Linked DNA regions of Homo sapiens: region 1 is linked to region 2. The links are chromatin contacts, found by Hi-C or POLR2A ChIA-PET in ENCODE. All regions are on one chromosome and are shown on one strand. Each heading gives the region's core, a stretch centred on a gene start or an enhancer-like site at or near the end of the contact. The rest is flanking DNA. Distances are from core to core; before and after follow the strand shown. Region 1 has its middle 110 kb from the start of LINC02154. Region 2 holds the start of TLR8-AS1 (TLR8 antisense RNA 1).

Region 1 (5,109 bases), core at 1,570-4,069, 250 kb before region 2:
ATTCCATTAGATTACCAAAACCCTTGAAGTTTGTTAAATAAATTAGTGTCAATAAAAAAAACCTCTGATTATTTCATGTTTTAAAAGCATTTCTAAGGAAGAAAAGATTCAGGGTGGGAATAAGTAATAATGAAATATTTGTATTTGTCCTTCTGTATGTGGAAGAGCTCACATCCAAGAACAAGATATTCTTAAGAATATCTTAAAACTTATTGACAAGGGTCTTAAACTGAATTAGGTAAGGCATGGATATTTCTCTAGAACCCCACCCCCACACACAAGAAACAGTCTAAGACTTCTTATCACATCTCATAAAAATTGTGAAGTCTACTTCTAATGAAGAAGTTAAATTGTGAGGATATGGTGTAAGGAAATGACACCAGATGCTAACTCCAATCCACAAGAAGTGACGATAACCAGAAGTAATAAATATGAAGGTTAATATATAACAAACTCTGTAAATATATACTTGCTGTCCTTTCTTCTCTCAGCCGCTTTAAAAGACATAAGATTATGTAAAGCAATAATTATAACAATGTATTTTTAGGTTTCTAACATATACAGACATGGTATATATAGTAGCAATAGCACAAAATAGGGGAAGGGAATGGAGCTATATAGGAATAAAGTTTTAATATCTTACTGGAATTAGGTTAGAATATTAGGAGTGAATTATAATAAATTAAGATGTATATTGTAAGCTGCAGAGCAACCACTAAAAAAAAAAATTAAAAAAGTTAAAATGTAATTAAAGGAATTAAAAGGATACACTAGAAAATATCAACTTACTACAAAAGAGAATAGTAAAGAAGGAAGACAGGAACAAAAAATACCTGAGACATGTAGAAAGCAAACAAAACAAAATGGCAGACATAAATCCAACTGTTTCAATAATAACTGTAAATGTAAATAGATTAGACAATCCAATCAAAAGGCAGTGATTATCAGATTGGATAAAGAAAACAAGATCTAACTATATGCTGTCCACAGTAGACACACTTAGGATTCAAAATTGTAAGGGCATGTTCATGTCTAAGGATTGGAGTCTATGCTGCGTGTGGATGAGTACATTTGATCTACTGTGTGTTGGGCACTGAGGTACAATGATTTTTTTTTTTGTCTTAACTATAGCTCTTTTGTATGAAAGATCCTAACCCTCTAATACCAAGACAATTTCAGCTCTTTCAGTGAGCATCCTGGAACATTCAAATATTATTCTCTCCTAATAAGTTCAAAGAGGAGAAGGACAAGATGAAAAGATGAGGCTAGAAACTATCAAATTATAATTTTCAAGAAGTTAAAAACATAGTTATACCTACAATAAATGAACATGTTTTGAAGATTTATTTAACTCACAAATGAAGGAGCCAGTAGGATGGTATAGCTGGTCCAAAGGAGAATGCTTAATCCTTAAGCATTTATAGTCTCTGAAAGAAAGAATGCTGAAACAAGATCTCCAAGCTAGAGACAAAAATGCTTAATATCAGATGGGGCAGAAAACCCATAATACTTTTCTAATGGAAAGAAATCATCTACATCTCTATCTGACAAAATCTCCTTCCCATCTCTTTCAGTTTATCAATTTTTTACAAGTTGTCATCTAATTTTATAAAGTCTTGGGTCTAACCAAGTAAATAAGAAATCAAGTTTGCCTACATTAACTGTACCTTAGGTGGGCATGAAGATAATGTTCTAGTATGACATGGAAAGGGCACACTATAATCTTTCTATGATCTAAGTTTTGGAAAGTTTTTCTTAAAAGCAGATTCAATTGTGAAATACTTTTTAATACGACAACAACAATCGCATGGCTAGTATTTACTACTGGCTCCTTTCCAGGCACTCTATTGAGCACTTTACATACTTTACTTCATTTCCTTCTCCTCACTCGAACAGTAAGGGATGGGTGTATAATGATTCCCTCCAATTTTGGATGAGAAAATTAAGGCTCAGGTAAATTAAGTAAGCTCCCCAAGGTAACACATCCAGTAAAAGGTGTAGCCAGGATTTGAACTTGTGGTTTCTTACTCCAAAAACCTTTTTGTATTTCAAAAAGAGATTTTCTAAAATGTCTTTGCATCCACAATAGTGCCTTGAATGTAACATGTATTCAATATGTGTTTCTGGTGACTTAATTGAAATTTCAACCAATACAAGCCAAAAAAAAAATTAACAAATAATTTTTTAAAGTCTTCCCTTTTGAATTTCTGTACAATTTCTCCTTCCCCATAGAAAATTCTTCTCTTTAGCCAGATTCCTTCTCATTCCCTTTAGGTAAAGATGCATAAAATTATACAATGATTGTATCACTCCAAAATACTCTGCAAGTTGGGAGCATGTATGGACATAAATCACTCTTTATCACAAAGTGCTGGCAGTGGAAATGTACTGGCTCTTCTTGTCACGGGGGTTAATTTTGAAATTCCATCATCTCTTTCAGCAAGGTGTCTAAAAGTACTTCATGGACAACAATCATTCACTAGATCACTTGAGGAAGTGAGTGAATATAAACTTAAATTTTTTTTTTTTTACAGATGGCAGACCCAGATAAGCTAAACAAGCCCAGGGTCACAGAGCAAGGACTTGAAAGAATGCAGAAAAGAAAGCCAAAGTTTTTACTTGAAACTTAGAGTTTAACTATTGAACAATCCCTGCCAAAGTTGTTTTCTTCCGTTTTAATAAGTCCTTTCTTAAGGAAAAATAATGACTTAAAGACAGCTGGTTATAAATGGGCAGTGAGAAAACACTTCAGAAAAAAGAATATCTGAAACATGTTTGGCAGTGACAATTTTCTTGATTCAAACAGTGAGTGATATTTGTATTTCCACATGAGTGACCACGTTCAACAAGATGTAATTGCCAAACACCTGGCATGTGTCACATACTCTTAGCTAAAAACAGAGCCATGGGAATCAAGAGCCCATCTGTGATCATGTACTGGAGAAGGACTGAAGTTAATAATCAAAACGAGTCTGTCTAGATGTTCTTTTCCAAAAACTATGCACTTACACTTACAGATCTCTTTCCACTTAAATAGCTTGAGTGTGTGCAGGTGTTCTGCAAGACTTGTGTTGCCATTGTTGTCAAATTCAATCTTATCTTCAGAAGCAGCTTAGTAATGAGCCAAATGAACAATCTGATCATTCCATTTCATGGTGCACATCATGGGAACACCTGGGTTGTGTCCCAATAAACAGACATATGACAAAGGCAGGGCAATGGCGAGCATGGCACTGGCCCAATTTGTCCTTTCTTCAGAAAATTACAGAGCTTGTCTGTATTTGGAAAAGGCCTTGATATACAGGCCTGAGCTAGGGCAAGAGGGGACAAGGAGTGAAGAGGACAAAGAAGTAATGCAACAACATCAGAAGCTTCTCAATCAATCAGAGCAGATGGTTTTGGGGGCCACGCAAACTATTTCACAACTATTCAACTCTGCTGGTGTCAGGAGAAAGCAATCATAGATAACGCATAAACAAATGGGTGTGGCTGTGCCCTAATAAAACTTTATTTACAAGAAGAGATGGCTGGCTAAATTTTGCCTGCAGACTATAATTTGGCTACCACTGAGTTAGAGGAATAGACGTCCAAACATAGCTTCACCTTGAGCTTGAACATTAAAACTGCAGATGTCATGATCTGACCTGGGATTTTTTTTGCCCTCTCAACACATCACAGAAAGTAGGTGTTTTCAAAATCTTTTTTTTCACATGTAAGTAGATTTACACAAACTGAACACATCCATGTAACAAGCAGCCAGATTTCAAAATACAGAAAGAGCAATACCAGCCCCTCAGAAGTCCAACATTATGTCTGTGAGACTCATCCCTGTTGCTGTGTGTAGTTGGAACTCATTCAATGCTATTTCTGTATAGTGCTCCACTGTGTAAATATTCTATTTATTCATTCTATTGCAATGGACATTAGATAGTTTCCAGTTATTTTGCTATTATGAATAGTTCTGCTATAAAAAGTCTAATCCATGTCTTTCAGAAAATATGCAGTCATATGTCACTTAATGATAGGGATATGTTCTGAGAAATGCATTGTTAGGCAATTTCATCGTTGTGAGAACAACACAAAGCAGACTAACACAAACCTAGATGGTACACCCTACTATACACCTAGACCATATGCTAGAACCTGTTGCTCCTAGGCTACAAACCCGTACAGCATGTTCCTGTACTGAACACTGTGGGCAACTGTAACACAATCGTAAGTACTTATGTATCTAAACATATTTAAAGATAGAAAATGTACAGTAAAAATATGGTATCATAATCTTATGAGACCACAGTTGTATATGTGGCCTGTCACTGACCAAAACATCATAATGCAGTGCATGGCTATATGTACAAATATTGTTAGGTCCATATCTAAGAGTGGAGTGGCACTGCTGGGGCAGGTTTAGTAGACTGTTTTCTACACACTGTTTTCAAAAGTAGTTTGCTCAAGTGGTATATACCCCACTGTGGTATGTGAGAGTTCCATTTTCTCCACATCTTTTCTAAGCAGTATTTTTCATCTTTCTCATTACAGACATTCAGGTGGGTGTGCGGTGGCATCTCATTGATGTTTTTATTCATTTCCCTGATAGCTAATGAAGTTGAGCAACTTTCATTGAGATTATTGGCCATTTGGTTATTATTATTATTCTGTAAAGTGTCTCTTCAGGTCTTTTGCCTATTTCCCTATTGTGTTGTTTGTCTTTTTCTTGCTGATTTTAAGATTTCTTTTTCCGAATTCTAGTTGTATTGCTGTGTAACAGGTTGCTTAAAACAATAGTGTAACAATAAACATATATTCTCTCTCACATTTTCTGTAGGTCAGGAATTGGGGAACAGTTTGATTGGGCTGGTTCTGGCTTGTGATCTCAAGCCAGATGTCAGAGATTGTCAGATGTCAGCGGGGCCTATAGTCATCTAAAGACTTGACTGGGGCTGGTGGATCTACTTTCAAGATAATGCACTCACATGGCTTATAAGTTGGTGCTGGCTGGTAGGAGGCCTCAATTCCTTTCCTATGTGATTCTCTTCACAGGGCTGCTTAAGTGTCCTCATGACATAGTGGTTGGCTTCCCTAAGAGTAAGAAATCTAAGAGAGCAAGGC
Region 2 (4,888 bases), core at 1,626-4,125:
ATTCTGAGTGGAGGTACCCCTGACCTTTGACAAATCTACTGTTGGTGCTTGGTACCAGCTTGAGCTATCTTTATGGCTCAAGCCAGTAGGACAATTGGCTGAGGCCTGGGAGACACCCCCACCCCCGACCAAGAGAATCCCTGATCTCTCCAAATTTGGTTGAGATCTAAAGTTTATTTTGCTGTATAACTCCTTTTCTGGAGTTTCACTTGCTCCCAAAAAGGAAGGCAAGTTTTCCTGCTTCCATGATGAAGAGTGCAGGTAACTCCTTTCTGGAATTTCAGCTCACTTCCAACAGGGAAGGCGAGTTTGAGTTTTTTCCTGCTTCAAAGATGGTAGAGAGCAGTGTTCAGCCTGAGCCCCATTCCTAGGTAAGTAGCTGAATTGGGCTTTTGTCTTGGCTAAAGTTAAAATTAACAATCAGCTGGTTTTAATTTATCCTTACCATTAGAGCGCTTGGTAATCATATATTAGGTTGGTGCAAAAGTAATTGCGGTTTTGCATTCTTTTTAATGGCAAAAAGCACAATTACTTTTGCACCAACCTATAAATTGTGGCATTGTTTGCTTTGCTTAGCTGTTTTTTGTTGTTCTTTGTTTCTGTTTTGGTTGTTGTTTTGGTCTTTTTTTCATTGGTTTCATGCACATCCGTGTGAAGAGACCACCAAACAGGCTTTGTGTTAGCAACAAGGCTGTTTATTTCACCTGGGTGCAGGCGGGCTGAGTCCGAAAAGAGAGTCAGCCAAGGGAGATAAAGGTGGGGCTGTTTTATAGGATTTGGGTAGATAAAGGAAAATTACAGTCAAAGGGGGCTGTTCTCTGGCGGGCAGGAGTGGGGGTCACAATGTACTCAGTGGGGGAGCTTTTGAGCCAGGATGAGCCAGGAGAAGGAATTTCACAAGACAATGTCATCAGTTAAGGCACGAACAGGTCATTTTCACTTCTTTCGTGGTGGAATGTCATCAGTTAAGGCAGGAACCGGCCATCTGGATGTGTACGTGCAGGTCACAGGGGATATGATGGCTTAGCTTGAGCTCAGAGGCCTGACATTCCTGTCTTCTTATATTAATAAGAAAAATAAAACGAAATAGTGGTAAAGTGTTGGGACGGTGAAAATTTTGGGGGGTGGTGTGGAGAGATAATGGACGATGTTTCTCAGGGCTGCTTCGAGCGGGATTAGGGGCGGCGTGGGAACCTAGAGTGGGAGAGATTAAGCTGAAGGAAGTTTTTGTGGTAAGGGGTGATATTGTGGGGTTGTTAGAAGAAACATTTGTCATTTAGAATTATTGGTGATGGCCTGGATACAGTTTTGTATGAATTGAAAAACTAAACGGAATAAGAGAAGGAGAAAACAGGTATTAAAGGACTAAGAATTGGGAGGACCTAGGACATCTAATTAGAGAGTGCCTAAGGAGGTTCAGCATAGCCTTGCCAGTAAAGATTATTTATTTACTTCAAGAGTTTAGAGTGGCAGTTTGGGGATAGCACCAGGAGATATCAGCTGTGATGTCTTGGAGAAACAGTGTAAACCGGCAGTGTAAACAAGAGCAGGGCATGTATGAGTAGTTGAGAACGGTGAATAGGAGTATGACTAGACAGAAGATAGTAGGGATGACAAGTTTTTTGGGGCACAGTCTAAGTTGGTCTGGTGTCTGGAATGAGACTGGGGCCTAATAAAAAGGAGCGTCTATACAGGAGCTCAAATGGGCTGTACCCTGTAGCATTCTGAGCACAGGTCTGACTTCTGAGAAGGAAAAGTGGTAAAAGTATTGTCCAGTCCTTTTTAAGCTGGTGGCTGAGCTTGGTGAGGTGTGTTTTTAAAAGACCTTTAGTCCGTTCTACTTTTCCTGAAGACGGAGGACCGTAAGGGACATAAAGGTTTCCTTGAATACTAAGAGCCTGAAAAACTGCTTGGCTGATTTGACTAATAAAGGCTGGTCTGTTATCAGACTGTATAGAGGTGGGAAGGCTAAACTGAGGAATTATGTCTGACAGAAGGGAAGAAATGACTGCGGTGGCCTTCTCAGACCCTGTAGGAAAGGCCTGTACCTATCCAGTGAAAGTGTCTACCTAGACTAAGAGGTATTTTAGTTATCTGACTCGGGGCATGTTGAGTAAAGCTAATTTGCCAGTCCTGGGTGGGGGCAAATCCTCGAGCTTAATGTGTAGGGAAGGGAGGGGGCCTGAATAATCCCTGAGGAGTAGTAGAATAGCAGACGGAACACTGAGAAGTTATTTCCTTGATGATAGATTTCCACAATGGAAAGAAAATGAGGAGAGATTCTAAGAGGCAGGCTAGTGGCTTGTACTATAGCATAGCCTGCCTTTGCTGGTGTGTGGCGATTAGGCCTGGTGGAACTGCCATCAATAAATCAAGCGTGATCGGGGGAGGAACAGGAAAGAAGGAAATATGGGGAAATGGGGTGAATGTCAGGTGGATCAGAGAGATACAGTCATGGGGGTCAGGTGTGGTATCAGGAATAATGTGGGAGGCCGGATTGAAGTCTGGGCCAGGAACAATGGTAATTGTGGGACTTAACAAAGAGTGAGTACAGCTGAAGGAGCCGGGGAGCAGAAAGTATATGCATCAGGTATGAGGAAGAAAATAGATTTTGGAAGTTATGAGAAATGTAGAGAGTGAGTTGAGCATAGTTTGATTTTTAGGACCTCTAAAAGTATTAAAGCAGCGGCAGCCGCTGCCCACAGACATGAGGGCTAGGCTAAAACAGTAAGGTCAAGTTGTCTGGACAGAAAGGCTACAGGGTGCGGTCCTGGCTCTTGTGTAAGAATTCTGACCACACTAACCATGCCTAGGAAGGAAAGGAGTTGTTGTTTTGTAAGGGATTGAGGTTTGGGAGATTAATCGGACACGATCAGCAGGGAGAGCACGTGTGTTTTTATGAAAATTATGCCAAGATAGGTAACAGACGAGGATGAAATTTGGGCTTGACTGAAGTAATGGGGGCTGCCTGTGAAGCCTTGCGGCAGTACAGCCCAGGTAATTTCCTGAGCCTAATGGGTGTCAGGGTCAGTCTAAGCGAAAGCGAAGAGAGGCTGGGATGAAGGGTACAAAGGAATAGTAAAGAAAGCACGTTTGAGATCCAGAACAGAATAATGGGTTGTAGAGGGAGGCATTGAGGAGAGTATATAGGTTTGGCACCACGGGGTGGATAGGCAAAACAATTTGGTTGATAAGGCGCAGATTCTGAACTAACCTGTAAGCCTTGTCTGGTTTTAGGACAGGTAAAATGGGGGAATGGTAAGGAGCGTTTATAGGCTTTAAAAGGCCATGCTGTAGCAGGCGAGTGATAACAGGCTTTAGTCCTTTCAAAGCATGCTGTGGGATGGGATATTGGCATTGAGCGGGGTAAGAGTGATGAGGTTTTAATGGGATGGTAAGGGGTGCATGATCGGTCGCTAAGGAGGGAGTAGAGGTGTCTTATACTTGTGGGTTAAGGTGGGGAGATACAAGGGGAGGATGTGAAGGAGGCTTTGAGCTAGGGGAAAAGGTGGCAATGAGGTGTGGCTGTAGCCCAGGAATAGTCAGGGAAGCAGATAATTTAGTTAAAGTGTCTCGGCCTAATAAGGGAACTGGGCAGGTGGGGATAACTAAAAAGGAGTGCTTAAAAGAGTATTGTCTAAGTTGGCACCAGAGTTGGGGAGTTTTAAGAGGTTTAGAAGCCTGGCCGTCAATACCCACAACAGTTATGGAGGCAAGGGAAACAGGCCCTTGAAAATAAGGTAATGTGGAGTGGGTAGCCTCCGTATTGATTAAGAAGGGGACGGACTTACCCTCCACTGTGAGAGTTACCTAAAGCTTGGCATCTGTGATGGTCTACAGGGCTTCTGAGGCAATCAGGCAGCGTCAGTCTTCAGCCGCTAAGCCGAGAAGATCTGGGAAGGAGTCAGTCAGAGAGCCTTGGGCCAGAGTTCCAGGGTCTCTGGGAGTGGCTGCCAGGTGAGTTGAACAGTCCGATTTCCATCCAATTTCCAGTGGGGTCCCGCACAGATGGGACACGGCTTAGGAGGAATCCTGGGTTGCGGGCATTCCTTGGCCTGGTGGCCAGATTTCTGGCACTTGTAGCAAGCTCCTGGGGGAGGCGGTTCTGGAGGAATGCCTGGCTACTGCGGTTTAGTCGTTTGGAAGTTCTTGTGTGCTGGAGATGTGGCTGGGGTTTGTCTCACAGTGGAGGCAAGGAATTGCAACTCAGAAATATGTTGCTACTTGGCTGTCTCTATTATTGTACACCTTGAAGGCGAGGTTAATTAAGTCCTGTTGTGGGGTTTGAGGGCCGGAATTTAATTTTTGGAGTTTTATTTAATGTCAGGAGCGGATTGGGTAATAACATGTATATTGAGAATAAGACGGCCTTTTGACCTTTTAGGGTCTAGGGCTGTAAAGCGTCTCAGGGTTGTTGCCGAACGAGCCATGAACTGGGCTGGGTTTTTCATATTTGATGAAAGAGCCTAAATGCTCACTGATTTGGGAGACATCTGATAAAGAAAAAGGAGCATTAACCTTGACTATGCCTTTAGCTTCAGCCACCTTTTTAAGAGGAAATTGCTGGGCAGGTCGGGGAGGGCCACTCACGGAATGAAACTGTAAACCAGACCGGGTGTGAGGAGGGGAGGTGATAAAAAGATTATAGGGTGGAGGAGCGGAGGCTGAGGAAGAATTGGGACCTAGCTCGGCCTGGCAAGGAGCAGCCTGGGGAGGAGGGGAGAGGTCAGATGGGTCTGTAGAAAAGGAAGATTAGAAAGACTCAGCAACACTTGGGGTTGGGACTGAGGGGACAGGCGGGAGGGAAAGAAGGAAGATTTGGGACAAGTTGCACTGGGCACAGAGACTAGGGAGAGACCAATGTGTAAAACAATGCTTGGAAGTCAGG

Evidence for each region. Hi-C counts contacts between places; a loop is a spot of excess contacts on that map. ChIA-PET counts read pairs that join two places held with the same protein, here RNA polymerase II (POLR2A). Pooled maps may share reads with other maps.
Region 1: a map of OCI-LY7 shows a loop between it and region 2 (4-fold over the local background). The contact joins the enhancer-like site here to the promoter of TLR8-AS1 in region 2. A Hi-C loop is called at or near these places in 2 of 168 maps with a recorded cell type or tissue (OCI-LY7 and PC-9) and 6 of 50 pooled maps. POLR2A ChIA-PET finds 5 or more read pairs at or near these places in 5 of 52 experiments (H1, HEK293, PC-9 and 2 more).

Annotation. Positions count from the first base shown.
Region 1 is chrX:13,192,279-13,197,387 of GRCh38, reverse strand. No RefSeq gene overlaps it. Among named protein-coding and RNA genes, the nearest start is that of LINC02154, 110 kb to the left of the region's middle. Within about 2 kb of position 2,819, at least 5 of the 41 ENCODE cell types and tissues checked have a DNase peak (open chromatin) inside an H3K27ac peak, as active enhancers do; they include OCI-LY7 and PC-9, where a contact is called at or near this core.
Region 2 is chrX:12,941,287-12,946,174 of GRCh38, reverse strand. It overlaps TLR8-AS1 (TLR8 antisense RNA 1), which reads left to right and starts at 2,875. Exons shown (of 5, transcript NR_030727.1): 1 at 2,875-2,997; 2 at 3,841-3,957.